5 separate regions of the Mus musculus genome follow, and all the other regions are linked to region 1. Evidence: chromatin loops called from intact Hi-C (ENCODE). Cell type or tissue: heart. All regions are shown on one strand. Region 1 holds the start of Gm14095 (a long non-coding RNA gene). Region 2 has its middle 53 kb from the start of Gm46766. Region 3 has its middle 3.8 kb from the start of Prokr2. Region 4 has its middle 32 kb from the start of Prnd. Region 5 holds the start of Cds2 (CDP-diacylglycerol synthase (phosphatidate cytidylyltransferase) 2).

Region 1 (5,000 bases):
ATGTCTTTCTCTTGCTAAGCATTCAGTCATGATGCTGAAAGAGAAGTGAGAGTCCTGGCTTTAGGGGAGATGCTCTCAGTGCCTTCTACACTTGGTATAATGTAGGCTATACATTTGGTTTGCCCATCTTTCATTATGTTACGACATGTTCCTTCTACTCCTAGCTTTAACAGAGGATTTTTGTCATGAAAAGATTTGAACTTTGTTAAAATCCTTTCTGATCAATTGTGATGATCATGTGATTTCTGAGCCTACCTCTATATTGAAATGCTATTTTTCTTGGTTTGGGTTTTATTGCTGTGAAGAGACACCATGACCAAGGCAACTCTTGTAAAGACAAACATTTAATTGGGGCTGCCTTAGTGTTTCAGAGGTTCAATCCTTTGTTATCATGGTGGGAGGCAGGGCAGCATCCAGGCAGACACGGTGCTGGAGGAGCCGAGAGTCCTACATCATGATACAAAGGCAGCCAGCGGGAGACTATTTTTTGGCACAGTGTGGAGCCTGAGCACAGGAGACCTCAAAGCCCACCTTCATAGTGACATGCCTCCTCTAAGAAGGCTATACCTCTTCCAATAAGGCCACACCTCCTAATAGTGCCACTCAGGATGGCCAAGCATTCAAATATGTGAATCTATGGGGGCCAAATGTATTCAAACCATCACATTATTACACCGCATGTGCTGAAACATCCTTGTTCCCCTGGAATAAGAATATCCTGTTCATGGTGAGTCACACTTTCTATGTGCTGTTGAATTCAGTTTGCCAGCACTTTACTGAGAGTGTATCTGTGTTTATCAGGAAAAGACGATCTATAGTTTTTGTCTTTATCCAGCTTTAGTCTCGGGGTAATACTGGCCACATAGGCTGAGCTTGGAGTGTCCCTTTGTATTTCATGAAATAGCTTGGAGAACATTGCTATTAGTCCTTATTTAGGGATTAGTAGAAGTCGGCTGTGAATGAATCCAGCCTGAGCTCCTGTTTGTTGAGTGGCATGTTACTGCCTTAATTTCATTGTTCACTATAGATCTATGTGGTTCATACCTTCTCAATGTGGAAGGTCATATGTGTGTCTAGAAATCTGTCCATTTCTTTTCTGTTTCCAGGTTTTGGAATACGTGGCAGTTTGGATGAGAAATGTGCTTATAGGCTCAGGCATTTGAGTGTTTGCTCCCCAGTTGGTGGGGAACCGCTTGGGGAAGTTTTGGGAACACAGCCTTGCTGGAGGAAGTTGGTATCCTGGGGTGGGCTTGGAGAGCTCAGAGCCTCACTCTATTTCCTGTTCACTCTTTGCTTAGCACTTGCAGTTCAAGGTGTCAGTTGTCAGCATCCTGTTCTGGCCATCATGCTTGTGACTTGTCATGCATCACTGCTATTATGGACTCTACTATAACCCTCTCAGACTGTGAGCCTAAATAAACTCTTTCTTCTAAAAGTTACCTTGCTCATGGTGTTTCATCACAGCAGCAGAAACTTAACCAATGCAGTATTACACAGCACAGCCCCCCAACAGGCTTTAAAGCTTCTTGGGACTGTGGTTGTATCCTGGGCTAGGACGGACTCTTTTGAGTCAGAGTAGCCCTGGCTTATACTATGGAAGTCTTTGATTCTCCTGTGATCTCGCTTGTGCTATCAGATCCTTTCCTCTCTTTCTGTTTTTGGTATAGACTCTGTCCGTTGTCTCTCTGATTTCTATCAACCTCTGTACCACACAATCATACAAAGGCTGCTACTAATCTGCCATCCTAGTATGACCCCTGTTTTGGTTTGAGTATAGAGTGTCCTCCACAGGCTCATGTGTTTGAACACTTGGTCTCTAGCTGATAGCACCATTTTGAGAGGCTGTGGGACCTTTAGGATGTAGGACCTGTCTCGCTGATGCTAACATCCAGGGAAGGCTATCTTACCTCCAGTTCAGTCTAGATCTTCGCCTGCAGATCTGCTGAGATGTCAAGAGCCCAGCCACAGGCTTCCTCAGCTGAGAAGCAAGCTGCTCCAACCACGTCTTCCTACTAGTGATGCCATGAAGCTATGAAGCCAAAATAAGTCCTCCCTCAGTAACTAATGCATCCCCTATCAAAGTATGGTTTTTAAATGTGTATTGCTTTTAAATATTATTTTCAACATACAGTTTTCCAAAGGTATCTATGGAACCATTGTAATCCAGAGATGATCTGAGTTTATTTCATCCTCTGGCTCCTTTGAGAACCTGACTCTGGGGGCACCTTCGTCTTCTGCTGCCCTCTAGTGGTGACTCCTTTGCCTTCCCCATCCCTCATTAGCATCCCAGGGACTAAAACTGCAGGGATGCATCTTTTTGCTTCCCATTGCTACTTTTGGATGTTCCCTGGACCAATTAATTTAGGACATTTGTCTGAGCAAAGAAAAACAAAATAAAGCAAAAACAGGATCTCAAATCTGGCAGTTCTCAGAATCAGCACAAGTTCTAAGAACTTTAGACAGCAATGCGATCAGACGTTTTAGAAAATTGGAGGTGAGAAACAGACCGTAACTTAACGCCTTAGTCAGCTGCTCAGCTGGTTACCACTCAGTTAATCAGCTACAAGACCCCCTGCACCAACCAGCATGCAACAGATGTGGTTAAACTCAACATCAATTGGATCTTTATTGCTTAGGTGGGAACCTAGGCCACATCCAAGGACTCATCAAGTGTTTTGTGATATATAGTGTCTTACTTTTAGCCCAGGCTGGCACGGGACCCACACAAAGTCCAGACTAACCTTGAACTCTTGACAAGCCTCCTGCTTGTGCTTTCCAAATACTAGGATTAGGTGTGCATAACCAACCCCCAGAAATATTTTTTCTACCTTGTTGCTAAAACCTCCAACTTTGTATATTGTATGGTCTCAATGTGTGTTAGTCAGGATTTTCATATCTGTGACAAAAACTTCAGCAAAATAGTGATTTTTTTTTCAGTGCAAGGTAGTAAACCTGGGGCCTTGTTTATGCAAGCCAGACACTACCACTGGGTCACATCTCTAGGCACTAGGGAGCCTGTGTTTCTGGACTCCATCTTATGGAGAACGTTGTGGTAGTGGAAGCTTGTGGAAGAGCAGGCTGTTTACCTCATGGTGACCAGGAAGCAGGTACATCTTTCAGAAGCCCCCTGTGACCTTAGGTCCCATCTACTGAAGTTTCCAATCACATCTCAAATGGCATCAGCAAGTGAAGATAAACTGTTCAACACAAGAGCATGCAGGAAATATTGTGTGAAATCCACAGCAGAATATATCAAACCAAACCTACATGGCCATCACCTACCCCTGGAGTGTCATATTTTGAGGGGACATCTCTATTCTCAATATTCTCCTTGGTACTATTCCTGTCTGGCTGTTTGGATACTCATATAAATAACCTTCCCAATATCTTAGATCTCTTCTTCCCTCCTGTGGTTTTGACTTTTGACTTTTTAAAGCCATGCTCATCTTTGGTCATGCCAGAGAACTTATTTCCATGACTGCAGATCCCTCAAAACCTCTGCTCTGAAATGACTCCCTCTTGATAGCAGGTGGTTGTATACAACGGTGCCATGGAAACCAAGCCACCGTTGCACACATAGGTGAATGAACGATTAATTTTCTGGAGGAAGAGCTTCAGCTAATATACTTAAAGATCAGGCATGGTGCTACACACCTTTAATCCCAGCCCTTGGGAGCAGAGACAGAAGGATCTCTGTGAGTTCCAGGCCAGCCAGAGCTACACCTTATCTTTAAAAATAAATAAATAAATAAATAAATAAATAAATAAAGCAAGCTTAAAGGAATTAGCTCTAACCAAAAAGGTGGCTGTGCTATGCTCAACAGAAGGGCTGTGATTTGGGGGAAGAGGCTAAAACTTTGGTGATTGTCAATTGGTCATAGGCATGGCTTCAAAAAAATGTTTTCTCAGGCCGTTGGGTTGGCTCTTTGGATAAAGGCACTTGTTGCCAAGTTTGATGACTTGAGTTTGATCCTGAGAACCCATATGGTAGGCGAGAACTGACTCAAAGTTGTCTTCTGACCTCCACATGCATGCCACGGCATGTACCCAGCGCGCGCGCACACGCGCGCGCACACACACACACACACACACACACACACACACACACACTTTGTGGTTTTTTTCTTCTAAGATCTTAAGACTTGCAGCCATATGAATGGCAGCTTAATCCGGGAATTGCCAGATGCTTCCAGTTGCTACCACCATCTTCTGTGAGCATCTTGTGTCCTAGTTTGGTCTGAGCCTTGTGAAGGACCATCGGTGCTTATGTTAATGAGAAAGCACTAGACAGAGTGAAAGAAATGTGTTTGTTGCAGTGGGCAATAGACCAAATTAATCCTGTGGGAAAGTCTTGCACAACACGTTTCCCAAAAACGTCGTGTTCACGTACTTAAGCAGGGTCTGACTCAAGGGCTGAGGCAGAGTACGTGCAGGTCTGATGTGTAAGTGGATGCCAAGACTTCTGTTAACCGTCTTCATCCATCAGAGATCTGTAAGCACTGCTGAAGAGTACCAGCCTTTACGTTTCTGCAGTCGTCATAACCAAGAAATCAGCATCGGTGTTTGTGGGGAGCATGTGGCGTACCCCTCAGCTGTAGGACCTCCCAGAGCAGCTGTTTCATAGAAATTAATCGAGAGCAAAGGGAAGAAGAGGGTTTCTTTGGTGATGCATCTCCCCTGTCACTCATCTCCATTTGTGTAGCCATGCTAGCTTTAGCTTGGCTTGGACATGAAGGCTCCTAACCTGTAAATGCTGTGACCTGATCTGCTGTTGTATGACAGGGCCATTGAGAGAGTGCAAGGGAAGAGAGGGGAGGAAAAACGGAGTGAGCTGCCCTCCACGGTTAAGCGACTTTCTTTCACTTGCACCTGTCTCCCTCCCAGCACACAAACTCTCACACTTGTTGGTCCTGAGCCCCAAGAGTTCTCTAAGGAGACCTGAGAATTTGAGCCTCCAATCTCCTGAGGGTGCACACCTCCTCTCCTCAGTACTTTGTCCA
Region 2 (5,000 bases), 170 kb before region 1:
AGGGGTCCATAGGACAGAGGAGCATAAGATGGGAGGGGAGGCATAGGACAGAGGGGGCCATAGGACAGGGGGCATAGGACAGAGAGGGGTCCATAGGACAGGAGCATAAGATGGGAGGGGAGGCATAGGATAGAGGGGGCCATAGGACAGGGGGCATAGGACAGAGAGGGGGCCATAGGACAGAGGGGGGTCATAGAACAGAGGGGATGGCATAGGGCAGAGAGGGGTTCTCTTGGCACAAGCACAGGAAAGCAGATGGTGTCTGAAAAAGCATTAAGGTTAAGTGTGGTGCTTGCTGGTAGTCAAGACACCTGGGGGGGGGGGTGAGGAGCAGAGGATGATGAGTCTGAGGTGGTTCCTGGCTGAGTGGGACACCCTGTCTCTAAAGGTCATGGAATGTTAAACATCCAGTTTCCTATAGAAATGTTTCAGGCTGGCGAGATGGCTCAGCAGGTGAGAGCACTGACTGCTCTTCCAAAGGTCCTGAGTTCAATTCCCAGCAACCACACGGTGGCTCACAACCATCCGTAATGAGATCTGATGCCCTCTTCTGGTGCGTCTGAGGACAGCAACAATATACTTGGATATAATAATAAATAAATCTTAAAAAAGAAAAAGAATGTTTCTTTTGTACTTTTTCTGCTTCATTACCAGGCTGCATCGGAGCCTTGATTGGGGGCTCTCCTCTCAGAGGCCGCCCCACAGTTCCTGGAGAGGTCATTTGGACGTGGACGCCTTTTTTCTGGAAAGCTGTCCTCTCCCTTTCCTTCCTAACACTGCCACCATCTTTAGTTCATTCATAATTTTGTGTTGTTCTAAAACTTTTTTTAATCATACAGATTTCTTTAAAGTCACAGACTATACAAATTGGTCCTACTAAGCTTAAGGCAGAGTGTCTTCAGATGGCGTATATCCAGCACTTAGACGCTTCCACAGAAGGTGTTTATTTTTCCATTTAAAGATCTATTATTAGCTTGTTTACAAGTAATGTCAAGGGTTTGAGGTTGGGTCTTTTTATGTCATCGACACTAAAGGTTTTGTTTAAATATTAAATCTTGCCCAATTATTTAAGTAGAAAGAGGGGGAAAAAAAAACCATGAATGGCTGTCAAGGAATCACTCACCCCACAGGTGCAGACCTTTCACAGTGTGACAAAGGGAGGGACTTCAGCATGTCTGTGTGCTGCCTGTCAAATGGTCACCTGTACTCAGCACAAGCTGTCTGTCTATCTAGCTACCTGCCCATCTGATTTATCTGTATCAGTCACTTTTCTGTTTGTTATGATAAGACACCATGAGAACAGCAACTTGTAGATGAAGAATTCATTTGGGCTTACAGTTGCAGAGGGGTAAGAAAGAGTCCAGGATGGAGGGGCGGCAGCAGGCGGCAGCCATGGTGGCTGGAGCAGAAGCTAATGGCTCACAAGCACAAGGCAGAGACAGGGAATTGGTAATGGTGTGTGGCTTTGAAACCTTTTAGCCCACCGTAGTGACAGACTTCCTCCACTAGGGCCACACCTAAACCGTACTAACCGGGGACCGAGTGTTCAAACATCCGAGTCCATGGTGGGTGGTTCTCATTCAGATCACCACACTGTCCGTCATCTAGTATGTATGTATGTATGTATGTATGTATGTAAGCATGTATGTATCCACCCAACTACATATCAGTTATTTATCTACCTACTTACCTATCATCTACCTATCCACCTACCTATCATCTATTTATCTATCTATTGTCCGACCTATCTATCTAATTATTATTTATCTATGTACGTGCCTACTTAACCTACCTATCATCTGTGTACCCTCTTACCTATCATACATTATCCATCTGCCTGCCTGCCTGCCTACGTTCTTACCTAAAAAGGTATCTGATTCTCCAAAGTAAGAAGACACCCAGAAAGCCAAGTAGAGAGAACCAGAGGGACCTGCTGGGGTGAGAAGTCGGGTTACACGATTGAATTTGGTTAGTGGATAGATGAGTGTTTATAGCAATAAAAGAAGTGTTTTGTTTTGTATGGAGTCCTCGATACACAGAAGAATTCTTGAGAAGTGGCCACCTTTAATCCTGACTATTTGTAAAGGAGAATGGCCTGGGGGTACATGCCAGGTCGTCTATCTCTGAGCTACATTCTCATTTCCTATACGATTTTTATACACATGTACAATTTTATAATATGTGCAATTTTGAGAGGCCCTGTAGTAGATTGGAGAACAAGAAATGCCTCCCTTCTGCCTCTGCCTGCCCCATCTTCCATTTGATGGAAATGCTGTCCCTGGTCTCTGCAGTTTGAGAGGCCTGAGTAAAACTCAGTTCCTATATGCATGCATGAGTGTTACAGCAATTAATGAAAAAAAAAAAAAGACCACACATTTGAAAGAGAGCAAGAGGTGGTATACGGGAGGGTTTGGAGTGAGAAAAGGGAAGGGGAAATGATGTGAGTATCTAAAAAAAACCATAACAGTAATAACAATAAACTCCAAACCAGCCAACCAAATCAAAACTGCAGTACTCTTTGCAGTCAGGCAGTGCTGCCAAAAGCCCAGGAGAGGGCAGCAGTGAACCAGGAGTCAGGCTCAAGCGCTCCAGCTCAGGACACAGTTGAGTAAGATCCAGGCCCAACCTCACTGTTTTCTTCTGCGTTGATGAGACTGCTCAACCACTTAGCCTCCTCTGCATGAAGCAGAGGTAGCTGAGAAAATATGCAAAGCCCTGCTCCAGTTGCTAGCAGCCGATAGTCACTGGCCAGAAGCTTCTGTTTGTCATGGGATCAGCGTGGTCTGAGGAGTGAATGCCTTTCTATGCAAAAGAAAGAACTGGCCTCAGTATTCCAGGGAAATTGGTGCTGTATTGCAACTGTTTGCACCCAGAAGGAATGTTTTGTCTCGGGAACAGAGAGGAGGGCAGGCTATAACTACCAGAGCTGACTTAGCTCAGGCAGCCTAGGGCGCATTAGGATGCCACCTGAACATCTCATGGCCTTGTTCCGATTCCCAGCCAGTGCTGGGCCTCCCTCACAGATCTCCTTGCACACCTGTAGAGGTGGAATGGCTTGTCCTTTCTGTTTCAGTTGGGGGATTGCTGACTGGCTGTGTGGCACTGGGCAGGTTACTAGCCCTGTCTGTGCTACCCCTTCTTCAGTGTAAAATGAGTAATGCAGTGTCTACCTGCATTAGTTATATTTCCTCATGGTATAATGCAGAGGCTCTCAACCTCCCTACTGCTGTGACCCTGTAATACAGTTCCTCATTGTGGTGGTTTGAAGAGGTTTGGATCCATAGATTCATGTGTTTCAATATTTGGCCAAGAGATTGGCACTATTAAGAGGTATGGCCTTGGGCTGGAGAGATGGCTCAGCGGTTAAGAGCACTGACTGTTCTTCCAGAGGTCCTGAATTCAATTCCCAGCAACTACATGGTGGCTCACAACCATCTGTAAAGGGATCTGATGCCCTCTTCTGGTGTGTCTAAAGATGGCTACAGTTTATTCGTCATATATATATATATATATATATATATATATATATAAAATAAAAATTAAAAAAAAGAGAGGTATGGCCTTAGCCAGGCAGTGGTGGCACACGACTTTAATCCTAGCACTTAGGAGGCAAAGGCAGGCAGATTTCTGAGTTCAAGACCAGCCTGGTCTACAGAGTGAGTTCCAGGACAGCCAGGGTTTATACAGAGAAATCTGTCTCAAAAAAAAAAAAAAAAAAAAAAAAAAGGTGTGGCCTTGTTGGAGTGGGTGTGGCCTTGCTGGTGGAAGTGTGTCACAGTATAGACAGTCTTTGAGGTCTCATAAATAAGTTCAAGCTACACCCAGTGCACAACAGAGTCTCCCCTGGCTGCCTGAGGAAGACAGTCTCTTCTACTGCCTTCTGATGAAGATGTAGAACTCTCAGCTCCTCCAGCACCAAGTTTGCCTGCATGCTGCCATGCTTCCTACCATGATGATAGTGAACTAAACTTCTGAGACTGTAAGCCAGCCCCAGTTAAATGTTTGCTTTTGTCTAACTAAGGAAGTGAAAGATCTGTATGACAAGAACTTCATGTCTCTGAAGAAAGAAATTAAAGAAGATCTCAGAAGATGGAAAGATCTCCATGCTCATGGATCGGCAGGATCAATATAGTAAAAATGGCTATCTTGCCAAAAGCAATCTACAGATTCAATGCAATCCCCATCAAAATTCCAACTCAATTCTTCAACGAATTAGAAAGGGCAATCGGCAGATTCATCTGGAATAACAAAAAACCTAGGATAGCAAAAACTCTTCTCAAGGATAAAAGAACCTCTGGTGGAATCACCATGCCCGACCTAAAACTGTACTACAGAGCAATTGTGATAAAAACTGCATGGTACTGGTATAGCGACAGACAAGTAGACCAATGGAACAGAATTGAAGACCCAGAGATGAACCCACACACCTATGGTCACTTGATCTTTGACAAGGGAGCTAAAACCATCCAGTGGAAAAAAGACAGCATTTTCAACAAATGGTGCTGGCACAACTGGCTGTTATCATGTAGAAGATTGCGAATTGATCCATTCCTATCTCCTTGTACTAAGGTCAAATCTAAGTGGATTAAGGAACTCCACATAAAACCAGAGAAACTGAAATTTATAGAGGAGAAAGTAGGGAAAAGCCTCGAAGATATGGGTACAGGGGAAAAATTCCTGAATAGAACAGCAATGGCTTGTGCTGTAAGATCGAGAATCGATAAATGGGACCTCATAAAATTGCAAAGCTTCTGCAAGGCAAAAGACACCGTCAATAAGATAAAAAGACCACCAACAGATTGGGAAAGGATCTTTACCTATCCCAAATCGGACAGGGGACTAATATCCAATATATATAAAGAACTCAAGAAGGTAGACTCCATAAAATCAAATAACCCCATTAAAAATGGGGCTCAGAACTGAAAAAGGTTTCTCACCTGAGGAATACCGAATGGCAGAGAAGCACCTGAAAAAATGTTCAACATCCTTAGTCATCAGGG
Region 3 (5,000 bases), 97 kb before region 1:
CACACACACACACACACACACACACACACACACACACACACGCCGCCACCACCACCACAAAGTGTGTTCCCTGGAAGGCACACCATTATTATTCAGGACATTGGAGTGGTTTAATGCCGGCACAGAATAACATCCTTCTAAAGGGCAACACTGAATTGTTGGTAAGCCTGAGATTGCCATATTGAACTCCATTAAGTCACCCCTTCCTACCACCACAGTACTTGAATAATACTGTGACTTGAATTAAGTCAGTGTACGCAGAGGAGAAAAGGCATAGGGCCTGTCCTAGTTTATTCTGTTGCTATGATAAAACACTCTGACCAAAAGCAAACCGGGGAGGAAAGGGTTAATTTGGCTAATGTTCCCTAGTTACAGTTTATCTCTAAGAGAAGTTAGAGCAAGAACTTAAGGCAGAAGCTTGAAGCAGAAACCACAGGGGAACACTGCTTCCTGGCTCATTCATAGGCTTAAGCTCATTCAGCTAGTTTTCTTGTGTAGCCTAGGCCCACCTTCCTAGGGATGGTGCCACCCATAGTGGGCTGGGCCCTCCCACAGTAAGACAATCTCTCAGAGACATGGCCATAGGCCAATAAAAGTGATTCTTTTCTGGAGTATGGCTTCCCACCATACATCCCCTGAAAATAATGGATGGCAGAGGTAAAGATTCCACTACAAAGTTACTGGTGAGGAATTGGGACACATAGCTTGATTGTGGTACCTATGTCCTTATGAAGTGTCATACTGCAGGACAGTTTCTCAGCCAATAGCAAACTCAACACAATTCAAAAATTAAAACACATAAAATGATATCATATAAAATAGCATTCTTTCCCATCCACCTTGTATGCACAGTTTTTCCTGTTTTTCCAAGGGGTATCTGTAATCTAATATATATATATTTATGGCTTCTTCACCTTTCTACTATAACATAGTCTATTGTACGGATACACTGTTGCTACCTTTTACAACCCACACTGCTGGATATGTTGGTTTGACAGGTTCAAGATGTCTGTAAAATTACAGATTAAGTTATTTCCAATTTTTTGTTCTTATAGTGTTGTGGTATTGAATGGTGTGCGTATTATAGCTCATCAGTGACCGAGTACACAGAGCATCTTTGGGTGCATGTACAAGGATATTTGTATGACAAATTCCCAGAAGTGGTATTGCTGAGTCAAAGCATAAAAGCATTTGTACAAGGCTTTGTGGTGGATCTTGTCACAAAGAGCTCCGTGGGGCTCTATTAAGCCGTCTGTTGGACAGAGGTCAAGGCCACACATTCGATTGATGAACACACGTTTGTTTAGAGAAGCAGTATTCCAAAGCAAGATTTCTCAGTAATGTTTCCTCCCCTCAGTCCTGTAGCCATGGTGACCTTTCAGTCTTTCAAAGTATGGGAGGGAGGGACTCTGTTCTTAAAAAACAAATCTATTCCATCATTTTTTTTTATGTCTGTGTGTCTCTTGTAGAATCACACTAAGAAATCAAACTAAGACTGTGCTGTTGCTATTGACACATTGGCAGGTAAACTTTGTAAGGCTGTTGAAATTAAAAGTCATTTAGCTCTGTGAGTTACTGTAGTTAGACAGATGGGGACTCCGTAGAGGTTCAAGGTTTCACACAACCCACCTGCCTTTTCAGGGTTCTGTGGAATGACTGTGTAAGACACTGGTGGGCTGGCTTTACTAAGTAGAACTCAGGCTGCCTCTCTGGCTTTATCTGCTCTGAGGGCAGGACCAAGGGACAGTGCAGAGAGTGAAGCGTAGCAGATTGCATGGCCACTAGCCATACTTCCTGTCTGTGGATGAAAGCCTGAGAGATGTTTGGGTCAGAATTTGGGATTGCCATAGAAACTGTTTCAGAAGTTTTGAGGCCCCCAGAGGAGGCAGAAGTAGGAGAGGTGGAACGAGAGAGTGGACTCCTGGGAGGATGGAGCTGGTCACCAGATGCAAAGCTAAATTCCAGCTGGGCAAACACATGCTCACCTGTAATCCCTGCACTCTGAGAGGTTGAGGTCAGAGGATCGGGAGTTCAAGCCCAGCCTAGAACACATAGTGAGAGCTTGTTATTTATTTATTTGTTTGTTTGTAAAAAAGCACTAGGCACTTAGCTCAGTGGTAGAATGCTTTCCTACTACATAAAAGGCTCTGAGTTTAGTGTACAGCACTTAAAAAGGGGGTGGAGGACCGGATTCCATAAGAGAGTTTAGCTAATGCGGTCTTCTTCGTGGTTAGGACCTTCTTTTGCTGGGATGAGAGGTAGAGGGGACAGTGTTCTAGCTATGAAGAAACACCAGTCTTTCCATCCCTGCTGACTGAACTTGGGGAAATTTTCTTTTTTATAAAGAGGCACTTCAGTATTGATTCACGTTGTGCCTCTGTCTCTGACTCTTTCTCCTCCAGGTTCAGGTGTTCATGTCACTCTTTCCTGAGCTCAAGAAAGGACACAGGCATAGCATGTGCCACAGGAGTTCTGGGGTTGTGCACAAGTCTGAGGGAAAATTTATATAATGTGGATATGTGGAATAGACAAACCTTTCTCTGCCTGGCCCCTGGGGTTGACCCCTTTGGCCTGTGCTTTCTTCCGTATGTGCAAAAATGCCAATCAAGCAAGCATAAGGATATTTGGGCTCATTTTAGGAGGGAAGGCAAGCCATTTTCACGGTGAATGGCATAAGGCTCTGGGTTAACCTGAATATTAAAAATATATATATATGGCCTTGGTTAGCATTTCTAAAGTGGAATATGGCCTTTGGTTGGGTTACTTAAAACATCTGGAGACAAAGATTTGCGTGCTTTCTAGGAACTGATTGTAGGAGATGCTTCGGGGAATGGAAGGGTAAGATGGAGAGGGGGAGGTGAACGAGAGAAAGATAAAGCAGGTGATAGAGTTAAGGAGATAATCAGAGCTCAGGTGCCCTGAGAAAGTCCGAGTCACAGCGCAGAACAAAACTTCCCTGTTCTGCCAGCAGAGGGCTAAATTGAGCCCCTGACTGAGGACTGTGAAGGTGTCGGTCAAGTCCCAAAGTGGCTCCCCTTGGATCAGAATCTTTTGTTTAGAGAAAGTAGACAGGGGCTGTGCCAGGCATTCACTTCCTTGTTGGTAAAAAGCACCTGGCAGAACGCACTTGTAAGAGGGAAGACTTATTTTTGAGCCCTAGCTTCAGAGACTTCATTTCTCAGTCAGCTGGTCTTAGGTTTCTGCGCACATGCTAAGGCAGAGCACCAGGAACGCAGGTGCCATATATATACTCCCCTTTCTAGCCCTCCCTACCTCCAATGGCAAACGTTCTCCTTGGTGTTGTAATGGTTTCCCCGATAGTGTGTCCATTTACATAAAGTGCTCTTTGCTTCATAAACTTCAAAGGTGGCACCCAAACAGGAACTTCATGCTATTTAAGGCCAGGGAATTCAATCTGCATTTGTGGTTAGGTTGCAGTGAGTTCTGAAGTGGGCATCTCCTGTTTACTTCTCAGGGTGATTCACACTGTGATCTGTCTGAGGCCATTTGGTGGTCTCCAGTTTTCCAGGCAAAAGACTAGGCTTCTCTTAGTGATTCTGGTTGTTTTATTCTTTTCTTTCTACCATCTGTCTGTCTGTCTGTCTGTCTGTCTGTCTGTCTGCCTGCCTGCCTATCTATCTATCTATCTATCTATCTATCTATCTATCTATCTATCTATCTATCTATCTATCTATGAACCTCTCTATCTGGCTGACTCAGGGTCTCACTATATGGTCCTGCTGTTCTGGAATTTACTACGTAGACCAGAGATCCACCTGTCTCTGCCTCTGGCTCCTGGATGCTGGGATTAAAGGCATGCACTATCACATTCAACCTTCTTGCTTGTTTTTCTTGAAGCTGAATGAGCTTCCCAAAGAGACAACTACTTCCTGCGTCTTTCTTTTGCCAGCAGGAATTTAATACTCCAGGGAATCACGGGTAACTAGATGTAGTGTCATACCCTCACCACCAAGGCCACAGCAGTGCCTTCTAGCAGCTGACAGTCACTCAAATCTATTACCCAAGTTATGATTTCTCCCTAAGTGCTTTTAGCCTTGCTTTAAATACTATTATTAACACAAGTGGCATATCAAGGCAGGCGGGCTCTGCACGAAGGCAATTCTTGTAACAAAAACCTGGTTAGCATCCAGATTTTTTTGGATGTGTGAATAAAAAAAACTGGAAGTGGAAATTACCATGTGTTGGAGCAATTATCCCCAGGTGCTGGCATGGTGGAAGAATTGTAAGTGTGTATATTTTGAAGGTGACACAGGAGACATAGATTATGTGTGTAACAAAGAACACGGGCGCACTTATGCAAGCAAAAAGTTATGTAGATATTTGGTAACGCGGAAAAAAACAGCACTTTGTTTTGACACATTCAACGCGTTTGAAAAGCTAATTGGAGTATGAACCAAGCCAATAAAATGGTTTTGCCCCAGAGTTTTCTTCCGTGCGCTGCTCTTCATGAGCTGAGGGTGGAACTCAGGGTTTTCCACACACCAGGCTGTGCGATTCTGCTTGCTGGACAGGCCCTCCACAGATGTTTTCTAATAACCAAACAGCTGGTTTAAAGCCACCTGATCTTTGCACTGCTTTACACTTGAAGTAACCCATGTCAGGACTTTAAAAGTAAATCTAACAAAGCAAAATGACCATTCTTGGAAGATGAGAGCAAGACAACCTGACAAAGTTGTAAAACGTCTCACCAAAGTAAAGGAGCCTTTTATGGTTTACGCCTCAATTAAAAAAAAAAAGTAGCCCCCCAAATAAAAAGCAGCTCTGAGAAAGAAAATATAACTTAAGATATCTTGAAAAGACAAGGTGAATACAGGTTCAAAAATAACTAAAATACATTTCTCTAAGGCTACCTAGGATTAGGCTGTAAAGAATCCTAGCATTTCAAGTTTATCACTAGTTACTAGATATCAATTTACAAGTAAGGTGTTCATTTTTGTGTTCTTTTATCAAGAGAAAAATCTACCTTCAGACTGTGAGGG
Region 4 (5,000 bases), 500 kb before region 1:
GCAGACACAGAGACAAAGAGACAGAGACAGAGACAGAGACAGAGACAGAGACAGGGACAGGGACAGGGACAGGGACAGGGACAGGGACAGGGACAGGGACAGGGACAGGGACAGGGACAGGGACAGGGACAGAGACAGGCAGGGGCTTCTCCTGTTGTCCCCAGGTAGGACTGAAGTGCTGAAGGAGATCTGACAGAGCTATTGGGTAGGGGTCCTTAGCTTCCTACAGACATGTAGAAGGAAGAGCAAGGTTTGGCTGGCCTTGAGTTCTGTCCTCCTATTTTGAAGAATGAAAAACCCTAAAACTACACAGAGAAATTCAAGTTCACAAGCTATCTCCCCAGTTCACAGCACAGAGTCCTTCTCCTATGCTTATATGGTAATATGGAGAAGCCTCATTTCTCAAGGCAAAAGTTCCAGTGGCCGGCCAGTCGTCTCTGCCAGGGAAACAGCTTCAGCCCAAACAGGAGGTGAGGATGAAGGTGTCCGTCCTGAGGAAACAGAAGGCAGACTTTCTCAAGCACCATTGTTCTTGAGTCTCCAGCACGCCAAGGCGATGTGGGGGCCAGCTGAAGGACACCCTGGCTCCGGCTTTTGTCACTGTTTCCTGATATTGGCAAGATTAGGGCTGGCCGGAAAGGAAACCCACCGAGCACAGAGACAGAGGAAAGTCCGAGGCCCCCCGGGGAGAAGTTGCAGCTGGCCCAGCAGTTCCTGTACTGTGCAGAGGAATGACAACTATGAGAGCAAGCCTTTGCCTGGGAATGTAGTAAAGGTGACATCACTGTCGAACTAGGCACCAGCTCAGAAGGCAAGGGCTGAGTTCAGCAGATGGGGGGTTTTCCACATGTATTTAAAACTCTTGTTTAATACCCTGTTCAGAACTTCTGGATAGGCGAATGTGGGGGCACCCACTCCCCCACTGCATCTTAATACATTTCACTACTCCCAGCTCCTCTAAAGGAGAGTGTTTGGAGGCCAGGTCCACACAGGTAGGATAATATGAAACTGTCAGGATGAACCTAGATCCAACATCAGGGTCCTTTCAAGAGAATAGTCTGTGCTTCGGTGTCCCCGCATAGAAGGATACTGAATTTCTCAAAGCCAAAGAACAGTTAAGGGAGTTAGAGATTGACAAGACAGAGCCCACGTCCCCAACCATCTCCGAACCCAACATCCACACTGAAAGCATTCTTCATGGGTACCGGTGCTTACTCATAAATGAGCAGTATCATTAACTTGTGGGGTGTGTGTGTTTGCATGCGCATGTGCACGTATGTGAGTACTCAAGTGTGCAAGTCTGTGCATATGAAGGCCAGAGGACAACCCCACGTGTCTCTCCTTAAGCTTTCCTTGGAAGCCATCCACTGTTCTGTTTAAGACAGTGTCTGTCTCTCACTGGTCTGGACCTCACCAAGTAGGCTCAACTGGCTGGCCAATAAGTCACAGAGGTTCAATGCTCTCTGCCTGTCCAGCACAGGCAGAGATAGTGAGCTATCCCCTCAGCCTTCGGGGTTTTGCAATAATTCTTGAGTCTTTTCAGGGTTGTGAGGATTTTAGTCTAAAACCAATAATGAGAGCAGTAGTTGCTGCCAGTTGAGGAAAACAGCATGAAGAGTCTCTGCATAGCCCTCACGAGACAAGAATAAATGCTGCATACATTAGGTCAGTGAAGAAAGGGAGGTGGGCAGCATAGATCACAGCCTCACATTAAAGGAGTCAAGATTTGATTCTGAGAATCCAGACACAGGAAACACCAAAAGAGCTGAGAGACTTAGCACGCACGCCTTTAATCCCGTGCTCAGGCAGAGGCAGGTGGATCGCTGAGAGTACAAGATCACCTGGTCTGTATAGTGACTTCCAGACCATCCAAGGTGACCTTGTCTCAAATTTTTAAAAAAGAAACATGGAAGGAAAAGATGGCGGGAGAAGGAGGACAGAATGAACAAATGAACGAATGAACAAAAGAAGAAAGGGGAAATACCGAAGTGCAAAATGCACCAGAAATACGTCAAAAACTATGTCCAAACCCACTGAACTCAGGAAAGCATAGTTCAAGGTGGGAAGCTATCACATTTTCCCCCTTACTTATGCAAAATAGTATGGGACAAATAGACAAACCAAGTAAGGACATCAGGGTAAAAGACATGGTCTACCTAGGCTACAATCATGAGTATGAGAGCCTAGAATCCACGTCAATTTGGGCTACACAACGAAAAATCACACACATACACACACAAACACACACACACACGCACGCACAGGCACTTGTACAGGCTAACTTTGCCCATCACTGGTAGAGCTAGGAAGCAGATGTTATGCAGTCATCGTCACCACCAGAGGGCATCCTAACATCAACCAGGACAGGCAAGGGTCCATGTCTAGTCCCTCTCACAGAAAGATGCAGGGAGTTTTTATTTGTTTGTTTTTGTTTGTTTTCATAAGCTACCACCTAGCCAGGTTGAAGAGAGGCCAATCTTCCCTTAGTTCCAAATCCTTCCGGGATAGACAATGACCTTGAATCTCTCCTAGAGCTTCTGTCTCCTGTCCTGCCTCCACAGGTGCCCTCTGGAGATGAGTTATTTAGGACCTCCCCTAATGCATGCTGGGAGAACCTCAGCCCAAGGCTCTGCCTGAACAGAAGTTGATGTTGAAGTGTGCCCCAGAGACACATAAACTGACACTCATCCTTCATCCAGAACTCCAGACAGAACAAGAAAGATGTTTGGTCTTTCTACTGTATGCCATCTCCAGAGGGAAATGCTCCAAGATGTCACAATTCAGCATAATGATGTCACAATACAGTATTATCATGGAACACTGTTGCACTGTGATGTCACAATGACACACTGGTGCACTTTAATGTCAAAGGATAGCATGATAATAGCACAAAGGAGCAGTGTAACAACTCAATACCACATTATGATATCACAGTAGCACACTGTTATAGAACAATAAACGCTGTGATGTCACCATCCAGCAATGCTGTCAGGGTGGGATGTTGTGGTGGCAAAAACGCAGCAGTGTGATGGCACAGTTCATTATTGTGAATTCACATGGAGCATTGTGATGTCACAGTCTAGCCCTGTGATGTCACCATAGAGCACTGAGACACTGCACTAAAGTACCAGGATGGTACAGTGGAACTGAGCTGGGTGATACAGGTGTGATGGGGTGAAGATCATAAGAAAGAACTCTGGTAAATTCTTACCCAGAAGCCAAAGGAAGAGATCTGGCACTCCACCCCAGGGTAACATATAACTTGAATTCCATCCCACCAAGGGAAGCTCGTTTCTTATCCCACCGACCCTTGGATGAATTACCAGAGATATGTAGCCATACACTCATTCTATTGGGAAAACCTGTCATTCCTTCAGCACAGGCAAGAAAGGTGTCTTGAACAGAAGGAATACAGCCGTGAGCGAAACAGAGAGAGCTGTGTTTTCTGGAAGCTTCCACTATAGAGAAAGGAGCTGACAGTGAGCAAAATGCTAGAGCTGTGTGCATGGCTGAAGTGAACCAATGACAAAGTGCTAGAGCTGTGTGCATGGGTGAAGTGAACCAATGACAAAGTGCTAGAGCTGTGCACATGGCTGAAGTAAACCATTGAGAAAGATGGCCGAGAAAAGGTTGGGTTGGGACTGCAGTGTTGACTACATGGGGGTTTGTTCTGGTTGCCTGAGATAGTCTCACAATGAGTGTTGGGCTAGCCTCGAAACTCTATGTAACCTAGTCTCACTATCTCATACCTCACATCCCAAGTGCTAGGATTATAGGTACTTGCCACTATTGTGGCAAAGCCAGATATATAATGAGCAGAGTACCTGGGTTAAGATGTCAAGATAGCTGAGTCCTGGGCAGTGAGAATGAATTAGAATAAGTTGCCAATATCTGCTATCTTCTCCTGCAGTGGGGGTGTGGCTAGACAGAGGAGTAAGATCACAGGTATGCAAGATGGGTTGAGGATCTGGGTAGGGGCTAGAATGAGGGTCCTGAAGACCACCTAGGAGTTCTAAGTTCATTCTAAGTACAGCTGGAGGCCACTGGGGTTCAAGATGAAAGAAAGGTAGAAAGATTCCTTCTGTGATCAGTCTTGGGACTACGTTCAGGCAGGGATGAAAGAAAGGCAAGGAAGCAGCCACAAAGTAGTAGTCTGGTCTGACCAAGTAATACCTTAGCCACAGGTAGGAAACGTGACAGGGACCAGAGGGAAACCAGAAAAGTAAGGAAACACAAGGCTTACTGAAAGCACCCCAAGGTCTGGGATGCTCAGCAGGTAAACAGCAAGGTATGCTCCCAAAATGATTCCCTGAGGCACCCCTAAAAAGTGAGTCAGAAGAAAAGGGATAAGGTTGCAATCCATAGACAGAAGGACACGGCCAGGGCCTGTGCTCTGTGAATGTCCCCCTCCTAGGGCTCTAAGGAGGCCTAGCAAACCAGAGCCCAGACCCTGGGTTGGCCCTTACAGCACAAGGTGAAGGCAGCTTTTAGCAGCCACAGCCCATGCTGCAGACATAGTCCACTCTCACTGTGCTTAGAGGAAGGAAAGCTGCAGTGAGATAGGACCATCTTCATCAGGGGCATCCGGCTCGTGCTATCCTAATGCTATGTTATGTGTTGTACAAAGTTTATGGTTAATTCTAAGCTCACTAGGACTTAAGCCCTTGGGATCAGAGTCAAGACCTTAGGTATGCCTTGGGCATCTTTGTGACTCTTCTTCTGCCATTATAATTCTTTATGAGGGAGAGCTGTCATTAAGAAGGGCAATGTAGGTTAGGGCTCGCAGCAGGGTGTAAGTGGGCTGACAGAGTTTGGAGTTTAGTAATTAGCTCATGGTTAATTATGCTTTAAATTTGTTGGTAATGGGAGGAGTTGAGGTTGAATCAATCATATATTAAAAGTCATCATTATTAGGAAGTCAGGGCCTTCTGGTACAGGGGCAGTAGATCCCCAAGCAGAATTAAAGCCAAAGTATATAATCAGAGTTTTGCTTGAAGGGG
Region 5 (5,000 bases), 220 kb before region 1:
TGATAAGGAATTGTTCACTGACAAATTATTCTTGTAAGAAGAGGTTCGGTATACCTATTTAGGGAATTTGGCAATTTTCACGCCACTTCATCGTGTGTGTGTGTGTGTGTGTGTGTGTGTGTGTGTGTGTGTGAGAATATCGAGATCAGGGTTGAGGTTAGATGATGTGTTCCTATAATGCCAGCATATGGGAGGCAGAGGCAGAGGCAGGAAGATTGCATGAGTTTGAGGCTTGCCTTCACTATAGAGTCTAGAGAACTTGTTGGGAAAGGAAGAAAGAAAGAGAGAGAAAGAAAGAAAGAAAGGAAGGAAGGAAGGAAGGAAGGAAGGAAGAAAACAGGAGGTGTTTAATTATGAAGTGACATTATTAAACCCAATAATAGTAACTGCCTCTTACACTGGGTTTGTAATCAGCCTGGATATTCTGGGAGACTGGAATCCCAAGTTCTATTAATGAACACAATATTTAAAAATTAAGGAATTAACCAGGAGGTGTAATGAAGGGAAAACGTAATAAAATACACCTGAGGGCTGGAGACAATTATCGTTCAGTGGTTAAGGGCACTTGTTGCTGATGCAGAGGACTCGGGGTTGATTCTCAGCACCCCCATGATTGCTCACAACCATCTGTAACTCCAGTTCCAGGGGAATCTAAAAACCTCTTCTGATTTTGACCTCTACAGGGATCAGGCACATATACTTGGAAGAATAATAAATCTAAGAAGAAATTTTATAATGAAAAATTTACAAGAAAGAAATTTACAAAATGCCTGAGTCCTGGAAGAAAAGATTCCAGAGAAAAAACTAAATATAATGAGCAGGAAACAAACAAACAACCCAAACCAACCAACCAATCAATGAGAACCAACCAACCAACCAACCAATGAGAACCAACCAATGAGAACCAACCAATGAGAACCAACCCCAAGGAACAGAGGAAGCACATGAAGGATGACAGGAACATTTTTTACTTTTCTTTCTGCTATTGAAGGCGAGGCATTAAAGTTGAAGTGCTATTAGCATGGTTTCTAGAATGTCCGGTTAATGGAGTCCTGCTCCCTACCACACTGATTTTAGGGATGCATTTGGTTTGCGCTCAGTTAGGTTTGATGATGCTAAGTGAGAACCTTGTTCAGGCCGAGTCGGAAGGCATTATCTCACTGAGTACACACCTCATCGAGTTTCATGACTCTGATTTATATCGATTGATTTCCAGGTCTTGGTTTATTTCTGTGTGTGGGTGTTTTGTCTCTATGTGCATCTGTGCACTATGTGTGTAGCTGGTGCCCTCAGAGGCTAGACGAGGAGGTTGAATCCCCTAGGACTGTAGTCTCAGACAGTTACGGGCTCCCATGTGTGGCTGAGAATTTAGCTCAGGTCCTCTGGAAGAACAGCCAGCTCTCCTAGTCACTGAGCCATCTCTCCAGTCCTGTATTATTTTTAAAGATAATATTTTATTTTATTTTTTGTATGCATGTGACTGTATGAGTTACGTGTACACGTGTACCATGTAATTGCAGACGATCCTAGAGGCCAGAGGAGGGACTTGAGTCCCTTGGAACCAGAATTATGGGCAGTTCGTCCTGTATGGGTGCTGAGAACCAAACCTCCTTCCTCTGCAAGAGCAATAAGTGCGCCTAACCATTGAACCATTTCTCTAGCCATGTATTCTGGTCTCAAACTTGCTCCAAGGAACTTGACGCCCTTAATTATCAGAAAATAGTCACATGATATTATCACCACCCTTCACCTCTATCCTTTTTCTTTTCCTTTCCTACATAGTGATAGGGTGTTGAAAGGGTGGAAGAAGAGGGTGGAGAAGGGTAGAAGAAAGAAAAAAGCCCACAAAGTAGCCAAAGTCTGGCTTCAAAAGGTATTTATTTCTAACAGAACAAAGCAAAAACCCAAACCCAACAAAACCAGCAAACACCAGTAGAGGAACAAGAGCACCCAAGCATTTGTGCAAAGCTGTTAAATAGCAAATAAAATGCAAAGACCAGAGGGCTGAAGTTTGTCTAAGTATTTTGCTGTTAATTTGAAACATCATAACAAGAATTTGAGAATGTAAGTCTTTTTCAGAACTCTTCCTATTTTCTGAAAACTCACAGCTCTGGTCAAAATCTCTAAAAGGAACCTGACCCTTGGTGTGGAAGACTTCTTTGAGATTGCAATCTGGCTAAGGACTGGGAGCCCTGTTTTGCATGAGAACAATGCTGGAACAGCACCCATAATACTGAATTCAGGCAGCATATGTGAACATTGGTTACAGCGTGGTAACAAACGTCTGAGTTCTAATTCTTACTCGTACCCTTGTAGCTGCTGGCTAAATGCTTAAACTAGGTCAGGAATAGAGGGAGGGGCTCCATAGGAAACATTCCTTTCAGCCCAAAGGTTTTCAAAGAATTAGATGTGGGTGTTAACTTACTCACAGAAGTTGTGGTTAACAAGAGCCAAACCTGAGGGTTTTTTTTTTTTTTTGAACGATTTATTTTTATACATGAGTACACTGTAGCTGACTTCTGATACACCAGAAGAGGGCGTAAGATCTCATTACGGGTGGTTGTGAGTCACCATGTGGTTGCTGGGATTTGAACTCAGGACCTTTGGAAGAGCAGTCAGTGTTCTTACCCACTGAACCATCTCGCTAGCCCATAGGTCCTGAGTTCTACCTTCAGCACAAAACAAGACAAAAACTTAAGACAAGCAATATCTTGGATGATGTTACTTGCAGATATCATATCCATTTCTAAGTGTTTTTTGTTGTGGTTGTTTGTTTTTTGATACAGGGTCTCAGTAGCAGTGGAACAGGTTACATAGATCAGATCCACTTGCCTTTGTCTCTGGAGTGCTGTGAACAAAAAAGGTGTGTGATTGGGACGAGACTATTTCTGAGTTCGGTGCTTAGACAGAATCAGTGCTCACTAAGTTACCAGCGACCATGGCTTGGCAAGGCAAAGTGAGCTGAAACAGGTTTCACCTCCTGCTATGATGTTCAGAGGTCCACCTGGTCTCTTCGTTTGGACTCCCAAGCTGAGAGCAGCAAGTCTAGGCCGCTACGAGGCGCTGTTGTCCCCCGGTAACAGGTTACCTTCTGGACCCAGCACTCGCGCGCGGGGACTTGCGGTAGGACGCAAGGACCCCATTGGTTCACTCTGCTCTTTTTCTCCCGCCCCCTCTAGGTTTTGTCCAATGAGTGTCTCGAACTCCGCTCACGCCCCCACCCCCGCCAGGCTGCCCCGCCTCCTGGCGTCTGGGGTTCCAGGCGGAGATGGCGGCAGTGCGCGTGCGCGCTGGCTCGCAGCTTCCCGGGAGGAGGAGCGAGCGGCCGCTGGGGAAACAGCGGCTCCGCTCTCCGGGCAAGGGCGGCGGCAGCGGTGCTGGGCGGGGCCGGGCTCGGGGCTAGTGGCGCTGCTGCAGGGGCTGTGCGAGGCACGGTGGGGCTGCGAGGTGCTCGGGCCCGCCGAGAGCCCGTGCTCACTGAGCCGACCCCCGCGGCCACCGTGCTGCTCACTCGGGGTGACGTCGCGCCGGGGTCCCCAGCATGACCGAACTACGGCAGAGGGTTGTCCGCGAGGACGCACCTCCGGAGGACAAGGTAGAGGCATCGTTAAGTGCGGAGGGGCGCGCCGGCAGCCTCGCCCTCTGACCTTTATCGCGGCCCTGGGTACCAGGCCTGGGTTGCGCAGAGGGTCGGCGGGTGTCTTTTGCTTGTGGGGACAGCGGTCTGCGGGCGCGGGGAGTAGCGCGTGAGCTCTGGAGGGTCTTCGCCTTCCCTAGGCCTTCCCGATGTGGACGCTGGACACCCCACAGACCTTGCTTGGGGCCCGGAGAGCGCGATGTAGGCTCACCGCTTGCTTTACAAGTATTGCTGTTGATTGGGGAATGGGGGAGGACTCAGGCCATAGCATTTGTCTCCTGGGAGATTAAAACCTTCTTTTGAACTTGATTAAAACATTAAATCTGTTGGTTCTATCAGAGAGGAGTCTTGATCCACTCCGTGAGAGGGCGGGTTAGTGAGCAGGTGTGTGCTCCCAATGGTGGGTTTGTTTACTGCGCCAAGTGTGGGCATTGATGGGGTAAAGGAGGAAGGTAAGGAGGAGGCCATTTTGGCAGGGACACAGCCAATGTGGGGGCGCTCCTTTGGTTGAAAGTGCGAGGTTTGTGTGAAGTTGAGAAAGGTGGAGGGTGGTTGTTTTACTGTGGACATTGAATGACGGACCGTATTTGTGGTTCGGATCAGTGAGTGATGAGTAGAACCGGCTGAGGTAGCCTGGACCAGAATGATGGAGACTGGTTAAGTCAGAGATTGTCAGCTTGTGACCTGCAGAAGCTCTCGTACGTAGGCCTGCGTGCTGATACGGAAATAAGGGTTCCGTTGAAGGTCTGTTTCTAGCCTGTCTTCAATAAAGGAGGAGGATATGCCGCGTTTCCCCTGATTAATAGTTGACAGAGTTTAGTATCTTTGTTTGCTTGTTCGAGACTGGGTTTCTCTTTGTAGCCCTGGCTGTCCTGGAACTTGATCTGTAGATCAGGCTGGCCTCCATCCCAGAGATCCTTCTGAGTGCTGGGACTAAAGGCACCCCACCCCCCAATGCTGTTTAAGGAAACAGCATCAAGCCTAAGCACCCACGTTTGACATCAGAACTTTTGTTTTAGATAGAATCTCTCTAGGAAGCCCTGCTAGCTAGTTTGGACCTCCTCCACCTCTGCCTATCCTGTGCTGTATAAAGGCACTAGCCCCCTAGCCAGCTTGTACCTTTTTACTGTGTTTGAATTGGTTAGAACATCAGGAAGGAAACAAGCGTAAGCCTTAGGGTCAGTATGCCAACAGTAATTTTACTAGGAAGAATAGTTCAGATGAAAGATAAAGGGTTTAAACAACTCTGTTACAGTTGTAGACAGTGGGTCATCAGAGGAGAACTCTCTTCCTTTGGAGAAGGTCTAGGGCTGAGGTCCAGATTTGAGGAGTACCTTGCAAAGACAATACTTAGAAATCGCTA

What was found. A loop is a pair of places that touch in the nucleus more often than their neighbours do. Peaks named below come from ENCODE experiments on the same cell type or tissue, not always from the same donor. Only the 100,000 strongest peaks of a DNase experiment are listed, where the experiment ranks them.
Region 2: a loop joins it to region 1, with 7 times the contacts of the local background. A loop is called at or near these places in 37 of 42 quality-filtered maps.
Region 3: a loop joins it to region 1, with 6 times the contacts of the local background. A loop is called at or near these places in 19 of 42 quality-filtered maps.
Region 4: a loop joins it to region 1, with 4 times the contacts of the local background. A loop is called at or near these places in 5 of 42 quality-filtered maps.
Region 5: a loop joins it to region 1, with 12 times the contacts of the local background. A loop is called at or near these places in 13 of 42 quality-filtered maps.

Annotation. Positions count from the first base shown.
Region 1 is chr2:132,483,405-132,488,404 of GRCm38, forward strand. It overlaps Gm14095 (a long non-coding RNA gene), which reads right to left and starts at 3,197. Exons shown (of 3, transcript XR_866754.2): 1 at 3,087-3,197; 2 at 1,908-2,029; 3 at 1-34. In heart, a CTCF peak has its summit at 2,248 (motif pointing left); no DNase peak of the experiment used is centred here; H3K27me3 peaks cover 558 bases.
Region 2 is chr2:132,313,646-132,318,645 of GRCm38, forward strand. No RefSeq gene overlaps it. Among named protein-coding and RNA genes, the nearest start is that of Gm46766, 53 kb to the left of the region's middle. In heart, CTCF peaks have their summits at 561 (motif pointing left) and 2,534 (motif pointing right); a DNase peak (open chromatin) is centred at 2,556.
Region 3 is chr2:132,386,782-132,391,781 of GRCm38, forward strand. No RefSeq gene overlaps it. Among named protein-coding and RNA genes, the nearest start is that of Prokr2, 3.8 kb to the left of the region's middle. In heart, a CTCF peak has its summit at 2,964 (motif pointing right); no DNase peak of the experiment used is centred here; H3K27me3 peaks cover 324 bases.
Region 4 is chr2:131,980,413-131,985,412 of GRCm38, forward strand. No RefSeq gene overlaps it. Among named protein-coding and RNA genes, the nearest start is that of Prnd, 32 kb to the left of the region's middle. In heart, a CTCF peak has its summit at 2,336 (motif pointing right); a DNase peak (open chromatin) is centred at 619; H3K4me3 peaks cover 502 bases; H3K27ac peaks cover 1,624 bases.
Region 5 is chr2:132,259,903-132,264,902 of GRCm38, forward strand. Cds2 (CDP-diacylglycerol synthase (phosphatidate cytidylyltransferase) 2) reads left to right here and starts at 3,246. Exons shown (of 13, transcript NM_138651.7): 1 at 3,246-3,595. The coding sequence starts at 3,542. It overlaps Gm46766 (a long non-coding RNA gene), which reads left to right and starts at 3,602. Exons shown (of 2, transcript XR_001783482.2): 1 at 3,602-3,838. In heart, CTCF peaks have their summits at 3,057 and 3,259; DNase peaks (open chromatin) are centred at 3,229, 3,999 and 4,629; H3K4me3 peaks cover 2,223 bases; H3K27ac peaks cover 1,865 bases.